Linked DNA regions of Homo sapiens: region 2 is linked to region 1. The links are chromatin loops, found by intact Hi-C in ENCODE. Cell type or tissue: tibial artery. All regions are shown on one strand.

Region 1 (2,500 bases):
CTTGCAAGCAGCCTCTGGGAAGGCCCCAGATGAGCTGTGTAATCTAAGCTCTGAGATTCCCAAGGCTAAACACAATTACTCTAATACACTTACTATCAGGCTACCCCTTTATGCAAACTTCTAAAGGAAGAGAGACACTGCCAAAAACATATTCAGGGGAAAACATAAAGAGGCCTCAACTTCCCTCTCCCCCTCCCTCCAAGGAAATTCTCAAGCAATATTAAGCCAAGAAGAATTATTGCAGCAAATAGTGAATGTAAATAAGGATGGCCTTGCTGCCGCTTAAGCAGCTTCCATGGACGTGTCCTCCATGAAGTCCCAGGCTTCAGCAAGCATGATTGATGGTGAAGTACATTTTCATTAGTTCAGGTTCCCAACACACTTCTGAAGTTGTAGACTGCTGTTTAGACAAAGATTGGAAGTGAATTATACGTCTGACATAAAACCATGACCTAGAAAAGAGCTAAAGGGTAGGAAATGTCAGTGGAAAGTCACAGAAAGAAAAAAGCAACCAGAAGTAACTTGGCTAAATTGGGCAACATGAGTAGAAGATTAAACATTGGCATGTTTAGAAATTCCCAGTCCCAAGTTAATAAAACCAGGGTCGTGAGAATTCTCTATACTTTACCATCTGTGCTTATCAACTCACCCATCCTCCTCCCAGCACTAGAAAAACATTGTTTGGAGAGGGGGGAATGATTCTTTAGCAATAAAACATTTGAATTTTACCTCAAGTAAGACTTTATTGCAAAATCTGGAGAGAAATTTTAACTTTTAATTTGCTCTAGGAAATTCTGATTTAAGTCAAGTCATTTTGGACAAATAATATAGCCAATTCATCGTATTCATCAGATGAAACAAGTTCATCTCCCTTTCCATATATATAAAATAAGCGTCTTGTCTTCTATTCAAATAATAACTAAAATGTTAATAAATAATAAAATATTCACTTTTAAATAAAATAGTAATGTGATTTTACAGTAAATATCTGTATTTGTCCTTTTCCTTTCTGTCTAGCTTTGAAGGCTTCACCGTCTAAGAAACGGTGCAATTCAATCGCCGCCCTAAAGGCCACTTCACAGGAGATTGTGTCCTCAATTAGCCAGGAATGGAAGGATGAGAAGCGGGATTTGCTGACTGAAGGACAAAGTTTTAGCAGCCTTGATGAAGAAGGTAAAGATATGTAACTTTTTTAAAAAGACAAACGTTCTTGTGATTTATTTATACAAGTAAATTTGCAGAAGAAAAATTTAAAAATACCTGCTCTAAGAAATAAAATATATTAATTAAGTTTTTAAAGGATAGCTGCAGTGGCCGGGCGCAGTGGCTCATGCCTGTAATCCTTACACTTTGGGAGGCCTAGGTGGGTGGATCACTTGAGGTCAGGAGTTCGAAACCAGCCTGGCCAACATGGCGAAACCCTGTCTCTACTGAAAATACAAAAAATTAGTCAGGCGTGATAGCGGGCGCCTGTAATCCCAGCTACTTGGGAAGCTGAGGCATGAGAATCACTTGAACCCAGGAGGCGGAGGCTGCAATGAGCTGAGATTGCACCATTGCATTCCAGCCTGGGCAACAGAGCAAGACTCTGTCCCAAATAAATAAATAAATAAATAGGATAGCTACAGTAAGATGCAGTTCATGCACATTTTAACTACCACATAAAAAATACAATTTATGGTTTACGATAAAAATTAGACAATACTAATTCAAAAAGAAAAATGTCTGCTTCCACTACCTGATGGTAACAAATACTAACATTTTGTTGCTTTTACTTCTAGACCTTATTCTGTACATGTACACATACACATATGCACGAGTACACATACACACACATACACTCAATGTAACAATAAGTTGTCTCTTCATTTAGGTCTTCTTTAATGATTTATTTTTTGGTACCCACTGGTAATACTCAGGAGGTACTACACGTTCTTTACTTTGAAAGCTTCATAACCATGAGCAGGTACCAAGAGAAGGAAAGAAAAGAGGCAGAAAGGAAAAATATGGAACGTTTCACAAATTTGCATGTCATCCTTGCACAGGGGCCATGCTAATCTTCTCTGTATCGTTCCAATTTTAGTATATGTGCTGCCAAAGTGAGCGCTTTAATGAATTTCAATAAAGTTTTATAATATTTTTCTTGTGTGGCTTGTACATATACCTTTTGTTAGATTTATTTCTTGGATAAATGCAGAGATATTGATATAGATTTTTTTCTGGATTTTTAAAAACAGTATCTTTTTTAAGAATTGAGTTTTCTGGCCATTTGTTGCTATTGCATAGACTTCACACCCTTTTTGTCTTTTTTTCTTTCTTAACTTGCTGGTTAGGACTTCTTGTACAATGATAAATAGAAGTGGTGATTGTAGACAGCCTTGCTTTGTCCTGATTTTAAAGGGAGTACTTCTAATGTTTCACTGTTGAAAAAGAAGTTTGCTGTATTTGATACCCATAATCAAGTCAAGGAAGTTCCTTTTTTTATTCCTACTTTGCTAAA
Region 2 (2,500 bases), 80 kb before region 1:
GAGCCTGGAGGATGCAATAGACTATAGTATTTTTCTGAAAAATCAGAAAGTTTTCAGAAGAGAAGTTTTGGTCAGCTGCTCTGATGACGGCAAAACCAAAAAAGGCTCCTTGGGGAGGGTGGGTGTTCCAGGCAAATGATATGTGACCATTGGAGGACACTGAGCTCTAGAGAGAGCTAATGTGGGGTCACCCCAGTCCTGTCTATGTGAAGACCTGGAAAAACAACAGGAAACTACCAGGCAGAGGAATGCAATAGCCATTTGCGGGGGAGAACTGCAGACCCCATGAGAGCACCTCACAAGAAAAAAAGATACATACCTGGACAGCCTTTTCAGTTCCTGGTACATTTTACAACTGTACTCTTCAAAAAACACCTTTCCTACCTCTTTTCTCCTCCCTCTAGCAACCAGTCAGAAAAGAGAAGAGAGGCTCCCAAGCCCCTCCCACTGCTGGAGGCCGGCTTGTGCCAGGCAAGCTGGGGGAAGAGAGAGATGGCTACCAAAAGCATATATAAGTTTTTATTATTATTATTATTATTATTATTAAGCTGGACTGTACATACCAGATGTCTAGATGAGACCATTTTTACAGATCTATGACTGGGAATAAACAGAAAACTTTTTTTTTTTTTTTTTTTTTGAGACAGGGTTTCATTCTGTCATCCAAGCTGAAATGCAGTGGCACAATCACAGCTCGCTACAACCTTTACCTCCTAGGCTCAAGCAATCCTCCTGCCTCAGCCTCCTGAGTAACTGGGACTACAGGTGCCGCCACCATGCCTGACCAATTTTTTGATTTTTTGTAGAGAAAAGGTCTTACTATGCGGCCCAGGCTGATCTCATACTCCTAGGCCCAGGTGATCCTCCTGCCCTGGCCTCTCAAAATGCTGGAATTACAGGTGCAAGCCACCATACCTGGACAGGACCTTTTATTCCAGAAGCCACCAGAAGGGTCATAGACCTGCCGTATATTTCATGCTGGGGCAGAAGAAAAATCTAACCCCAGAATACATTTAGAGGAACAGTGGGAGACAAAAATAAACTTGTTATGATTACATTTTATAAAAGCACAATCATTACATAGGTTTGTTGCATTAAGGCCTTGACCTAAAAGAAAAAGCTAAAAAGATGAGCAACTCCTAAACATGCCTTTGTCATGCCTCAAAATGTATTTTAAAACATAGTAGCAATACCTTCATTGGAGGACATTTCCATCCCAATATATAAAACATAAAATTTAGAAAACTTGGGAAGTACAAAACTTGAAAGCAAAAATCACCTAATATCCCGCTATCCAGAAATAATTGTACATTTTGGTATATTTCCTTCCTGTCTTATTTTCCTCCGTGGATATGTACACGTGTACTTGGTTTTTCTTGTTTAAATTTTATGATCTGTATTGTGTCCTGCTTTTTAAACTTAACATAGTATCTTATTTTTCTAAGTTAAGGATCACTTCTAAAATATGATTTAAGTGATGGCATAATTTGACGAGTCCATCAAATAATTTTGTCAAATATGCTAGATCCAGATTTAGGTTTATATATGAATTAACAATATGAATGAGAAAAATATAGAGAATTTGACTCATAGCTTTAGATATTCCATCAAGTTGTAGTATTTATATTATCAGATGAAAGAGCTACTTGTGGAGACGGTTGTCACCCCTTTCTTCAAACTCTCTTTTCTTGGTTTCAGTGAAGCCATATTTCCCTGATTTTCTTCTACTGTGTTAGTCACTCCTACGTCTCCTCCAAAGCTTTTCCTCCTTCCATCTATTTTCTAAATGTTGTTGTGGTTTAGGACTCTCCTTGGATACTCCCCTCTCTCTCTTGGTTTTCTCATTCAACCCCTTGGTTTTCAATATCATTTATATGCTAACAACTCTCAAAATGAAATATTCTCTCTAACCTCTATCCCAAGCTCCAGACTTGTATGTTAGCATCTCCAGTTGGATGTCTCATTAGCATCTCAAATGGAACTCTGAATCTCTGCTCCAAAATAGGTACCATCTTCAGTTTCCTCAGCTTGGTAAAGTGACTTCAGTCCTCTCAACTGCTGAAGGAAAATGCCAGGAGGCATTGCTGGTACTTTTCTGTCCCTTATTTCTAGTTTGCAGCAAATTCTGTCTCCCTCCCTCCAATATATCTCAAATCCACCTCCTCTGCCCATCCTCTCGTTCATCACCCTTCTCTAAGCCATCAGTATCTCTATATGAACCACTACAACTGCCCCCAATCACTTTCCTGCCTATAATCCCTCCAATGAAACTGGTTGTAGGACTATGGAAATGATACAGTTTGTGGGTAGGCAAACCTCCTCCTCTCTGAGAGGAAGTGGGACAACCTCTTGCTTCTGAGTTCTTCAAATCATTTCTCAAGTTCTTTCCTGTATTAATTTTCTATTGCTTCTATAACAAATTACTACAAGCTCAGTGGCTTAAATCAATGCAAACTTATTATCTTATAGTTCTGGAGGTCAAAAGTTCTAAAATCAAGGT

The links. A loop is a pair of places that touch in the nucleus more often than their neighbours do. Peaks named below come from ENCODE experiments on the same cell type or tissue, not always from the same donor. Only the 100,000 strongest peaks of a DNase experiment are listed, where the experiment ranks them.
Region 2: a loop joins it to region 1, with 2.3 times the contacts of the local background. A loop is called at or near these places in 6 of 110 quality-filtered maps.

What each region holds. Positions count from the first base shown.
Region 1 is chr9:68,933,873-68,936,372 of GRCh38, forward strand. It overlaps PIP5K1B (phosphatidylinositol-4-phosphate 5-kinase type 1 beta), which reads left to right. Exons shown (of 16, transcript NM_003558.4): 13 at 1,018-1,173. It also overlaps the pseudogene RNU6-820P. Among named protein-coding and RNA genes, the nearest start is that of PRKACG, 79 kb to the right of the region's middle. In tibial artery, no CTCF peak of the experiment used is centred here; no DNase peak of the experiment used is centred here; H3K27ac peaks cover 547 bases.
Region 2 is chr9:68,853,509-68,856,008 of GRCh38, forward strand. All of the region lies in intron 4 of PIP5K1B (phosphatidylinositol-4-phosphate 5-kinase type 1 beta), which reads left to right. Among named protein-coding and RNA genes, the nearest start is that of PABIR1, 75 kb to the left of the region's middle. In tibial artery, no CTCF peak of the experiment used is centred here; no DNase peak of the experiment used is centred here.